2 separate regions of the Homo sapiens genome follow, and region 2 is linked to region 1. A link is an interaction called in ENCODE POLR2A ChIA-PET data of the cell type or tissue named here. Cell type or tissue: PC-3. All regions are shown on one strand. Each heading gives the region's core, and the rest is flanking DNA. Links, peaks and the distances in the headings are about the cores only.

Region 1 (7,996 bases), core at 1,220-6,219:
GAGAGACAGCCATGTGGATATGTAGGAAAAGAGTAATTCAGGAAGAAGAAATGGAATATATGGTCTTAAAGCGGGAGCACAGCGAAGGGTTTAATGAAAAAGAAAGATGCCGATGTGAGGAGGAGAGTGCTAGGAGCTGTGGTGAGAGACAGCAGGAGACCAAATTATATAATCTTATAGGCTATAGTAGGAATTATAAATTTATTCCAAATAGATGGGAAAGCCAACAGAAGTAGCTCAGTGGTAAGGTCCCACTTGAATTTTAAAAGAATCCTTCTAGCTATAATCGGGGGGGAAGTCAGGGCAGATTCAGAGAGACTATTTAAAGGCTACTGCAGTGATCTTAGCAAGACATGATGGTGGCTTAGACCAGATTGGTAGTTATGGAGGTGGTGATAAGTGATTGAATTCAGCATATATAGTCTTCCCTCTCTATCTGTGGGCACCACATTCATGGATTCAATCAAGCCCCTTGGAAAATAGTCAAAGGAAAAAGAAATGGACCAGAGTCTAAATTACCAGTAAAAGACAAACTTAGAAATGAAAAAAAAAATTACTTCAAAAAGTGCTATAGGAGAGGTATGTTCAAAGTGAAGAAAAAAAGGTAATTAGCTATTTGGCAAAATCAGAGCAGAGTTCACAGGGGGAATAACATTTGAGATGGGTCACAAAAGTTAAGGAGGGACAAAGAGGGCAAAGAAGGGCAGCAGGGCTTTTACATCGGGGCCAACACCTCCCATTGATAATCACTTTTCCAACCAACTCCTCTAAGACTAGCAATTCCTTTACAGGCCTCTTGAGGTAAAAAGGGACAATATTCCACCAGGGATTAGGAATTAATGTAACCTCTTCAAGGTCTCCACTAACAATACTACGCCATATGTTTGGGCAGCTGGTATACTCCCTTTCTGCCTCTCTTGCCTTCACATTCATCAAAGACACTCACCGAAACCTAGTTTGTAGTCTATTGCGCCCTCCACTCAAATTCTGCCATCACCTAGGGAATGTGAACATCAATGAGGATAACTTATTTGACAGTTTGCTTCATGGTTCCTTTAGCCTTCTTTCTCTCCGGTGACCTAGAACTCTACCAATGTATAGCAACTATTCCTATGGCCACATCTTGAACTTGTCTTTGCTTGACATTATTTTAACTCTGAAATTCTAAACTTCCCCCTCTCTTATCTTAACCTTCTAAATTAGCACTATCAAATAAAATACAATGTGTGCCATTTATATAATTTCAGATTTTCTTGTAATCACATTTAAAAGTAAAAAAAAAAAGCACTCATTTTGAAAATCAGTAACTTACTTTAACCAAATACATCAAAAGATCATTTCAGAATGTAATCAATAAAAATAATAGCAATGAGATAGGGTACCTTCTTTTTTCATAGTAAGTCTTCAAAATCCACTGTGTATTTTATACTTTATAAGCGTATCACAACTAAAATACTAAGTTGTCTATAGCCAAGGTGTAATGTAGTTTTATCAAAATAAGAGTTGCGTTTAATAGAAAAATATTTTAGACTCTGCAGAGTGAAGAACTTGGCCTTACCCAAAGAGAAGGCCTGGCCTTCCCTTGGCTTCTGGGAAGCAGTCTCTGGGTTCTTGGAATGTTATGTCTGCTCGGAGTGTCTCTGTCTGGGAGCCTTGGGTCATGCCAGAGAGTCTAATAACATGATTTAGGCTGGGATTCGCCACACCCATATAGTCTCAGGGTAGAGGCTGGATATACATTGTTGGCTGCACAACAGCGTGACTTGACGTGTGGGCTTTGGGTCACGAGCATCAGTTGACCGAGACACACAGATCAATCATGTGAGCAATCAATCAATCAATCAATCAGGCTTATGTAAAATAAAAACACTGAACACAGAGGCTGGGCTGAGCTTCCCTGATGGGTACTGCTCTGTACACAATGTAACACATCAATACCAGGAGTGTAACATATCTTGTATCCACATGGAAAGGACAACAAAAGTTCTGCATTTCGTACTTCTCCTGGACTCTGCACTTCCTTCCCTGGCTGATTTTAATCTGTATCCTTTACCTGTATTAAACCAAACCGGGAGTATATTAGCTTTCAGTGAATTTTGTGAATCCTTCTAGCTATTTATCAAACTGAACCGGTTTTGGGAATTTCCTGAACTTGTAGGTGACAGCAGAGTGAGGGGTGATCTTGGAGACTATGCTCTCTTAGTCTGTAGTTGGCTAACTCTCACAGCTGGCCTAAAACTTTTCATAATACCTCAGTTTTTAAATTTAAATGTAAATTAAATTCAAAACTCAGTTCCTCAGGGGCACTAGCTACATTTCTTTTTTCTTTTTTTTTTTTGAGACGGAGTCTCGCTCTGTCCCGTAGGCTGGAGTGCAGTGGCTGGATCTCGACTCACTGCAAGCTCCGCCTCCCGGGTTCACAACATTCTCCTGCCTCAGCCTCCTGAGTAGCTGGGACTACAGGCGTCCGCCACCACACCTGGCTCATTTTTTGTATTTTTAGTAGAGACAGGGTTTCACCATGTTAGCCAGGATGTTCTCAATCTCCTGACCTCGTGATCCGCCCGCCTCAGCCTCCCAAAGTGCTGGGATTACAGGCGTGAGCACAACAGCAACATGTGGACAGTGGCTGTCGTGTTGGGCAGTGTAGTTTTAGACTTTCATCTCTCCAACCTTCATATGCCCAACACACTAACACACTTGCTTTTCAACTTCATCTAGACCTGTAGCTTCATGAATTCTTTTTTTTTTTTTTTTTTTTTTTTAAATAACAGAGAATTTCTCCATGTTGCCCAGGCTGGTTTCAAACTCCTGGGCTCCAGTGATCTGCCTGCCTGGGCCTCCCAAAGTGCTGGGATTAGAGGTATGATCCACCATGCCCAGCCAGCTTTAAAAATTCTTATTTAAGATCAGTCATCCTGGTCTCACTTGCCTTCCCAACCCACTTCAGCCTAAGCCCAAAAGCCCACACTTTAATTACATTATTGCTAGTGGCCTCAAAACCCTTGTCACCTGTTGCCTCTTCATTTGCACATGTCCTGTAAACTCTAAACAGGATCAGTCCAATTGTCTGTCTTATTCAATTTACACACAGGTAATTGAGCATTGGTGGTAGGGGAAAAAAATCACTCAATTCTGTATAATGGAATAACAAGTTAACTGTTTCCTATCTCTAAGGCCTTTAATCAACTTATTTAGCTATTCTTAATTGCCCTCTCTCTCATTCCTCCCTGCAGCTAATTTCACTTTCTCCATGCTGATCCAGGTCTCTACCCTCTCACCCTTAATTCATCTGATAACATAATCTGCTACTCTCAATAGAAAATTATATGAAAAGCATGAAACATCTTTTTCACATTCTTCTACCTAAAAAATTGCCTACACCCACATGCATCCTTTATCTTCTATCCTTCTTCATGTGCAAGGCTAATTTCTTGCAATTATGCTCATCCCTCAGTTCCTCATTGATCTTGCTTTAGAGATTGTTTTCCATATCAATTATTTTCAAACTCATCTTCCCCACTACTGCATCTTCAACCTCAACCTGTAATCAAGTCTCATATTTAAACGAATCAAAATAAAACAAACCCCTCCTTATTTCCTGTCAAGTATCAAGAGGGTCTGAGATCTCACCATTTCTGCAAGCTAATAACTCAACCTGCCACAATTACATGGGTGATGGCAGAAGATAGGAAACCCCTCTGTCAGAGACAAAAGACTTTGTCACTTACGGCACAGCAAGCAGCATGAACATCAACATATTTGCTTCAGTTCCCCAAGCCCTAATTTTCACAGGGCACTGCAAAGGGGACCAGATGACGCCTACACACACAGTCGGGTCCATTATAGGAGAGGAACCCTGAGCTTGGAGCTTAGGGAATCTTTCACACTGGGCAATAAACAGATCTTTGAGCTGTGGAGGGAGATACTATCTCTGTCTTTCAAGGGTGCTCACTATATAAACATCCTTGAGAAAACAGTCTAGAACAAAGGCAGTCAGTGCCTTACTCATGAAACATGAAGAAATGTGAGATATCCGTGGAGAACTCTCTCCCAACAACCTTGCTTCCTGTACAAACTACTGTCTTCTCCCTTCTTTCCTTCAGAGCAATGCTTCTCAAAATAGCACCCAATGCCTCCACTTCTTTAACATCTGTCTCCACCTCTGCCATTTTATTAATATTTCCCTAGCCAGGCCAGGAGCGTTGGCTCACGCCTGTAATCCCAGCACTTTGGGAGGCTGAGGCGGGCAGATCACAAGGTCAGGAGATCAAGACCATCCTGGCTAACATGGTGAAAACCCATCTCTACTAAAAATACAAAAAATTAGCCGGGCATAGTGGCGAGTGCCTGTAGTCCCAGCTACTTGGGAGACTGAGGCAGAATGGTCTGAACCTGGGACGTGGAGCTTGCAGTGAGCCGAGATTGCGCCACTGCACTCCAGCATGGCCACAGAGTGAGACTTCGTCTCAAAAAAATATATATATAATATATAAATTATTATTTATATATAATATATTATATATAAATTATTATTTATATATAATATATTATATACAAATTATTATTTATATACAATATATAATTATTTATATATTTTATATATAATTATTATTTATATATTATATATATATATAAAGTCAGAGAATATGCTACAACATGTCAACATGTTCTAGCAGTCAGAGAAAGGAGGCCCAGCAAAAGATACTAAGAAGGAACAGTCCGAACAATAGAAGAATCAGAAGTTGAACATTTGTGGAAGTCAAAACTAAGAGCTTTAGAAGGAAACAGTCAAGAATTCAGATGCTACAAAGAGGTCAAATGAAGTAAAGACTATCAATTTGCAACCAGAACACCATTTTTTACTTTAGCTAGGGAAATATATATATATATATGTATGTATGTATGTATGTATGTATGTATGTATGTATTTTTTTTTTTTTTGAGACAGAGTCTTGCTCTTTTGTCCAGGCTGGAGTGCAGTGGCACGATCTCGGCTCACTGCAAGTTCCGCCTCCCAGGTTCACGCCATTCTCCTGCCTCAGCCTCCCAAGTAGCTGGGACTACAGGTGCCCACCACCTTGCCCAGCTAATTTTTTGTATTTTTAGTAGAGACGGGGTTTCACCGTGTTAGCCAGGATGGTCTCATCTCCTGACCTCGTGATCTGCCCACCTCAGCCTCCCAAAGTGCTGGGATTACAGGCATGAGCCACCGTGCCTGGCCTCTATTTCTTCTTAAGTCAGTTGTTTCAACAGTTGGTATCTTTCTAGGAATTTGTCCATTTCATCTAAGCTGACTTTTTTTTTTTTTTTGAGACAGGGTCTCACTCTGTTGCCCAGACTGGAGTGCAGTGGTGCAATCATAGCTCACTGCAACCTCCACCTCCTAGGCTCAGGTGATCCTCCCACTTCAGCCTCTCGAGTAGCTGGGACTACAGGTGTGCACCACCATGCATGGCTAATTTTTCTATTTTTTTTTGTAGAGATGGTGTTTCACCATGTTGCCCAGGCTGGTCTTGAACTCCTGAGGTCAAGCAATCCACTCACCTCAGCCCCCCAAAGTGCTAGGATTATAGGCATGAGCCACCAAGCCCAGCTGATTTGTTGATGTATAGTTGTTCATAATATTCCTTTATAATCATTTTTATTTTTTTTTAAGACAGGGTCTTGCTCTGTTGCCCAGGCTGAAATGCATTGGCACAATCATGGCTCACTGCAGCCTTGACATCCTGGGCTCAAGTGATCCTCCTGCCTCAGCCTCCTAAGTAGCTGGGACCACAGGCTCATGCTACCACATCCGGCTAATTTTTTATGTTTAGTAGAAATGAGGTCTCACTATGTTGTCCATGCTGGTACTGAACTCCTGGGCTAAAGCAATCCTCCCACCTCAGCATACCAAAGTGCTGGGATTATAGGCGTGAGTCACCATGCCCAGCCCATTTTTGTTTCTTAAGGGACTGTAGTAATGTTCCTTTCTTTCACTTCTGATTCTAGTCATTTCAGTCTTCTCTTTTTCTCTTCTCTCTCTCGTCAATCTAGCTAAAGATCTGTCAATGTTGTCGATTTTTTCAAAGAACTATCTTTTGGTTTCACTGATATCCTCTATTGTTTTTCTATTCTCTATTTCATAATTTCTGCTATAATCTTTATTTCCTTCTTTCTGCTTGGCTTCAAGACACTAGAAGAGGAAGAACAAACTAAAACTGAAGCAAGCAGAAAGAAGGAAATAACAAATATTATAGCAGAAATTATGAAATAGAGGATAGAAAAACAACCAACTATAATGGAATGAAATTGGAAATCAAGAGTAGGAAACATTCGGGAAATTCACAAATATGTGAAAATTAAACAACACACTAATAAATAAATAATGAAACAAGACATCAAAAGTGAATTCAGAAAATACTTTCAAATGAATGAAAATGAAAATACGGCATACTAAAACTCATGATATGCAGCCAAAGCATGCTTAGAGAGAAATTTATAGCTGTAAAATGCCCACAGTTAGAAAGATCTCGTATCAATAACCTAAGGAGCTATGACTACAGGCGCATGCCACCATGCCCAGCTAAAAGCTAGATTCTTCTAGTGAAGTTTATTTCTCCATATTTACAGTGTTCAGCCTCTAATGTGATTCCTCTGGAACAGGCAGCTTCGGTATGCCTACAGTTAGTTACCTTGGGATCACAGTGTTTTTGCTAGGACTTTCTTCCTCTCATTTACTGACCATACTCAGCCGTTAAACTCCACTAGTTGCTGGCTGATTGCCCTTTTGTTTTGAATAATGCCCTGGGGCACAAATTGGTCTACAAACAATACAATCAAATTCTGGTTCCTTTGAAGAAATAATTTTTGCCATCAGTGTTTTTTTGTTTTATTTTTGTTTTTATTTAAGACAGGGTCTCCCTATGTTGCCTATGCTGACCTCCAACTCCTAGGCTCGAGCCATCCTCCTGCCTGAATAGCTAGAATTACAGGTGTGCACCCAGCCAGTGATTTATTTTCATTCTAATCCCAGAGAAGCTCTTTCTAAATTAATTCATTGGTTCTCCCCCTGCGAACTAGCAAACCTACCATTTGGCCTGTTTCATGAATCTCTTCTCAAATGTCCTTTACCACAACCTCCACTGTTCTTTTTCTTTTTTCTTTTCCCTCTACTGTTCTTGAGAGTACAATCAGGTTTGAACTTCTTCACTCCCTGTTGCAAATGAAGTCAGTTCCTTTGGGAAGAAATTAGGAGCTGTTTTATGGTTTGTTTTTCTCCACAGGTAAAAATCTCAGAGTTAGGGCTCTGGAGCTGGGGTTGGGGACAACAGCAAACTTCTCTGAGTGACGCTCCCACTCTAGGAACTGAGAGTTTGGTGGATGGAGAGCGGGGGAGGACAGCAGCCTGGGGTCCTCTCAGCTTGCCTCTCCTAGCAGCAAAAGACAGTGAAACCACTGTCTTAATACCCAAGGCAAGAGTGATCTGGGTCCTAGTATTCTCGGCATACCTGATCAAGTTCCACAAGTGGGGGCTGAGTAGAAGAAGGGGCCCCCATCTCTTAACTGCACTTCTCCAGGACTCAGCAATAGGCAGCTCGGGGCAGAATGAGAATTGCTGATGTCCAAATCCTCCTGGGAAGAAAGCTGCTATTCAGATGCTGGAGAGAATTGAGGAGAAGTGACAAATAAAAATTACAGGAGACCATTGTTTTCGAATAAACTTCTGCACTAGGCACCAACAGACCAAACTAAATATCAAAATGGAGTCACTCATGCTAAAGTTCCAAAGCGAAAACTAGGTTGTTATCTGACCTGAGAAATCAGGAGAAAGAGATAACAGCCAATTTCCCAAACAGCCCAGTCTAAAATCTTTAACTGGCACAATGATGAAGTTCCCTCTGCTTTAATCCTTACTAAAAAAGGTAGCCCGAAGTAACCTGATGTTAACTGGTTAATTTTCTATTGTTCTGTTTAAAAGTAACCAATACACTGTTCAGACTTCTTAAGCCCT
Region 2 (5,000 bases), core at 1-5,000, 230 kb after region 1:
ATATTTATTGCAGTGAAGAAGAAACTAAAAATATATGGAAATGAGGAGCATGTCCAAGCTCCTAAATCCGTGTGGGTGCATGTGGGAGAAGTGAGTTAGGGCCTCTTGAAAGGAGGCTTTTTGGAGAGGGGTCCCCCAGGTTTCTTGGTGTTCCTGCTTGGGGATCACTGCTGCTAGCTGACTGGACCTCCCCATTGGAAGTTTGTGATTTTGCTTTGGCAAAGTTTCATTGACTAGTAGAACTCATTCTGTTTTAGTGTATATTTCAATATAAATGTAAACATTTTGCTCAATTTGCTGGTGTCTTTCTGTCTCCTTTATCATAGTTTGGATTCTAATGAAAAAAAGGGATGGTTTTTCCCTGCCTTATCATAAGGAAATTGGATACTTAGATGATCCTGCTTCTTTACTGTGGAACTGAATGCACCAGGCTGACTCATCACTTACCTTCTCGGGCATGTAGATTGGTAGGGTGGGATGAGTAGGTATAAGGACCCCTCAGAAAGCACAACTGCCATCCTTGAAGTCTACTCTTTTCCATTAGATTGGAATAGTTTTGCAGATAGGTTAGTCTGGATTATAGGCTGTGGACCACCTCATCTGAACTGGGTGAATGTCATCAGTCAGTATAATACAGTGTTATTGGCCGGGCTCACGCCTGTAATCCCAGCTACTCAGGAGGCTGAGGTGGGAGAATTGCTTGAACCCAGGAGGCGGAGGTTACCGTGAGACGAGATTGCGCCATTGCACTCCAGCCTGGGCAACAGAGCGAGACTCTTGTCTCGGAAAAAAAAAAAAATACAGTGTTACTACAGCATAGAGGACATGAACCTTGAGCACGGACTCATTTATCACCCTTACGTCCCCAGGGTAAAGCAGCCGCCTCCAAATACTCTATCTCAGAGATAGTGAGACTAGAACAAGGGTCGGTTAACTGGTCGATCGGGACCTATCCTGATGACACACCAGCAACTACCAGGCCAGCAATATTACAGTGAGTTGGTATGCCGGTATGATGTTCCTTGGCAGCTAAAAGTTTCTGTGATCTTTGTATCATTTGCTTTATCACTGTTCACCTCAGTGGTATACTGTTGGATTAAAATGATTTGCTGCTTTAGGAGGAAAAATTTGGAGGTAAATTGAGACATTTTGTTTTTCTAGCTGCCCTTCCCCCCTCCCCAGTATCTCATCACACCAAGTTCCTCTCCACCCACACTCCTGGAGGCCTTTGTCAGCTGCTTGCAGGCCACACAGCAGCAGTGAAAGCAGCCTGGATCTTGAAGCTTTGCTTTACTGTATGTGGATTACCCCATGTGAACCTCTTAAATGGCCCAGAACAAGTGGAAGTGGTAGTAATGTGGAAGAAAGAAAAAGCTCCCTCACCAGCATCTGTACTTGAGGGGAAAACTGGACAAACCAACATGAGAATCTGTCCCCTAATTTATTTTCCAGCCATGGCAGAGATGAAATCTTAACCCAATGACATGTTTTTACATAGCTATAAAGCAAAGATCTTCAATGTTTTGCTAAACATATAATATTTGTGGCCTGATATTATGCTATGCCTTTTGCCTACTTGCTGGTTCATTCTAGCTTTATATATATATATATATATATATATATATATATATATATATATATATATATATATATTTTTTTTTTTTTTTTTTTTTTTTTACATTCTGGTCAAGCTTTGGCAGTATGCTTATAGTGGATTCATAACACATCAGTATACTGCAGCTTGCTTGTCAGCCACTGAGTTAAAAGATCAAGTCCAAGCCATTAAATGTAACATCTAACAGTCTCCATGACCTGGCCTCTTTAATTTGTAACCTTCCACCCTTTACTTTGAACTTTTCTGCCAAGAGCACTGAGCTTCCTTTATGTTTTTGCCCATAGTTGGGAGCCCCCTATCTGGAATATGCTCTTACCCCTTTGCTGGTCTAGCTCCTACTCTATTTTTATTTTTTGGAAACAGTCTCGCTTTGTTGCCCAGGCTGGAGTGCAGTGGTGCAATCTTGGTTTACTGCAATCTCTGCCTCCTGGATTCATGTAGTTCATGTGCCTCAGCCTACTGAGTAGCTGGAATTACAGGCGTGTACCACCACGCCTGGCTAGTTTTTGTGTTTTTAGTAGAGACAGGGTTCGCCATGTTTACCAGGCTGGTCTCGAATTCCTGGCCTCAGGCAATCGGCCCGCCTTAGCCTCCCAAAGTTCTGGGATAACAGGCATGAGCCACCGCGGACCCAGCCGCCTGTCTTCTGATTTCTAAGCCAAAGACCCAAGCTTTCTTGAAATAAGAGAGCTGGCTCATTTTTATCGGTGATCTTTGGAGGCAGAGATTTGAGACGGTCAAGTATTTATCTGCTTGTTTTCTGCAACCTGATGACCAGCCTTGTTTCCTGGAAAGCTCTGATGTTGGTTTCATCACGTGGCCAGAGGGAACCAGATGCAGGGCCTGAGTATATCACAGATATTTCCCAGTGTGAATGGTGAAAGCCCAGTTTTAGGAAATGGAAAGTGACTGACCTATCTCTAGGAGAAAGTACTGCCCACTTGGTCAGAGCTTATCTCGTTTGTCTCTCTTCCTGTTCTTTAGACAGTAGGATGGTGAATGCAGGGAAGCCTAGCTCCACTGTGAGTACTTAGGACAGTAGAGACCAAGTCCAGACAAGGCTCCCAAAAGGCTCAGAAAGCTCAAGTGGTTTGCCTAAAGCACACAATGCAGGGATTTCACTGTAGAACTTTTTTTTTCTTTTTTCTTTTTCTTTGAATGGATGAGAGGTTTTTATGTTGCCCAGGTTGGCCTCAAACACGTAGCCTCGCCTCCTTATGTGCCAGGGCAACAGGCCTGAGCCACCGCAGCTCCCAGTGACTGTAGAACTTTTTGACATCAAAGTCCGTCCTTTTTCCGTAATACCATGAAGCCATGTGACAGGTTTGAGACCTTCCCCAGTATGGCAGATTAAATCCTGTGTCTTTAACTGATTCCCAATCTAACATGCATCCAGTCTTTGCAGTCCTTGCAGGAAGAGAGATAACCAGACACAAGGGCAGCCCTGGGAAAGAACAGAACTTGTATGATGGAAAGAAGTGCTGAACTCTTGCTGGAGCTGCTTATGTCTGGGACAATTCTTTCTAAGCACCAAATGAAAAAACAGCCCTTTTTATAATCACAGTGAAAACAGAAAGCTTCAGGTTCATTTCCTTCAGAGGGGTTGGTTTTGAATCTTTTTTTTCTGGGTTAAAGTTATACCATTACATGATACTAAAATCTGTTTTGATTCTGTCTCCCACCCATAGGCATGGCTACTCCCTACCTCCCAGGTTCCTAAATAATTTGATTGGATTCAGCTAATCCATTTACTGTGATTCTTACAAAATCCTGCTCGAGTGCAGTCTTCATGTCTTTTGTGTGTGTGTGTGTGTGTGTGTGTGTGTGTGTGTGTGTGTGGCAGTTTCACTCTTGTTGCCCAGGCTGGAGCACAATGGCCTGTGGTCGCACACTGCAACCTCTGCCTCCCAGGTTCAAGTGATTCTCCTGCCTCAGCCTCCCGAGTAGCTGGGATTACAGGCGCCTGCCACCACACCCAGCTAATTTTTGTGTTTTTATCAGAGACGGGGTTTCACCATGTTGGCCAGGCTGGTCTCAAACTCCTGACCTCAGGTGATCCACCCACCTCAGCCTCCCAAAGTACTGGAATTACAGGCGTGAGTCACCGCCCCTGGCCATTTTTTTTTCTTTTTTTTTAGTGGTGTTTCACTCGTTGCCCAGGCATGCAATGGCGTGATCTCAGCTCACCGCAACCTCTGCCTCCCAGGTTCAAGCGATTCTCCTGCCTCAGCCTCCGAAGTAGCCGGGATCATAAGCATGTGCCACCACGCCCGGCTAATTTTGTATTTTTAGTAGAGACAGGGTTTCTCCATGTCTGTCAGGCTGGGCTCGAATTCCTGATCTCAGGTGATCCGTCCACCTTGGCCTCCCAAAGTGCTGGGATTACAGGCGTGAGCCACTGCACCTGACCTAATTTTCTGTATTTTTAGTAGAGACGGGCTTTTACCATGTTGGCCAGGCTGGTCTCAAACTCCTGACTTCAGATGATCCAACCGCCTTGGCCTCCCAAAGTGCTGGGATTACAGGCGTGAGTCACCGCACCAGGCCATCTTCAGGTCATTTTAACAATACCCCTGAGCCACCTGAAGCTTCCTCCCTGTCCTCTCACCCCAAACTTCATAAATCCCCTGTGACTTAAAATGGAGCTGGACTCATGGGTCCAGCAAGCTCCTCAGCTGTGTGTTGAATGGTCCCATTTCTTTGGTCCATTCAACACTCAGGCTCAGGAAGGGTGGTCCACAGGGAAATATAAGTCAAATAAGCCTTATGGCCCCACCCTGACCGCTTGAGGGCCACGGTTAGGGTTGAGCTCTTTGTATATTATGCCAGGGAATGCGGTAGCTGGACCTGTGCACAAGGCCAGGATCACATCCCTGAGGCCCCGACATCTCCCCTGTGTGCTCACAAGTCTGGCTTTGAGACACACCACTGCCTTTTTTTGCTGACTGCTGCAGCCAACAAAAAGGCATTCTCTCCCAGTGGACAGACCTCAGAAAGGACCTATTCATAAGTGCGGGGTAGGGCAGAGGGACTGAGGAAAGTTCTGCAGACCTGGGAACAGCAAGAAAATGTGCAGTTGCTGCCCTCCCACTCTGTAGACGCAGGGTCCTGACGATTCAAAAGTTAAGTCTTGAGACCTTGCAAAAGGGAAGGATCCCTTCAGAGTTTGCTTGGATGGATTTCTCTCCAGATATTGCCAGCGGAAAGGGAGCAAACAGAAATAGTGATAGTCCACAGTTGTTTGGTTCCAGAGCAGTGGTTCTCAAACTTCATTGTGCATAGCAAGCTTCTGGAGTGCCCCGTTAAATTGCAGTTTTCTGGGCTCCACCTCCCAAGATGAATTAAGTGTGAAGTAGGACTCTGGATGTGCGTTTAAAACAGGCGT

The links. Peaks named below come from ENCODE experiments on the same cell type or tissue, not always from the same donor. Only the 100,000 strongest peaks of a DNase experiment are listed, where the experiment ranks them.
Region 2: POLR2A ChIA-PET joins it to region 1 with 15 read pairs; 3 of 35 experiments call an interaction of 5 or more read pairs at or near these places.

Annotation. Positions count from the first base shown.
Region 1 is chr11:116,942,640-116,950,635 of GRCh38, forward strand. The region is part of intron 3 of SIK3 (SIK family kinase 3); the gene reads right to left. Among named protein-coding and RNA genes, the nearest start is that of APOA1, 110 kb to the left of the region's middle. RefSeq lists a silencer at 5,850-5,909. In PC-3, for the core only: no CTCF peak of the experiment used is centred there; DNase peaks (open chromatin) are centred at 3,992 and 5,912; H3K4me3 peaks cover 241 bases; H3K27ac peaks cover 1,588 bases.
Region 2 is chr11:117,170,753-117,175,752 of GRCh38, forward strand. PAFAH1B2 (platelet activating factor acetylhydrolase 1b catalytic subunit 2) reads left to right here. Exons shown (of 6, transcript NM_002572.4): 6 at 1-293. Among named protein-coding and RNA genes, the nearest start is that of SIDT2, 5.5 kb to the right of the region's middle. In PC-3, for the core only: no CTCF peak of the experiment used is centred there; no DNase peak of the experiment used is centred there.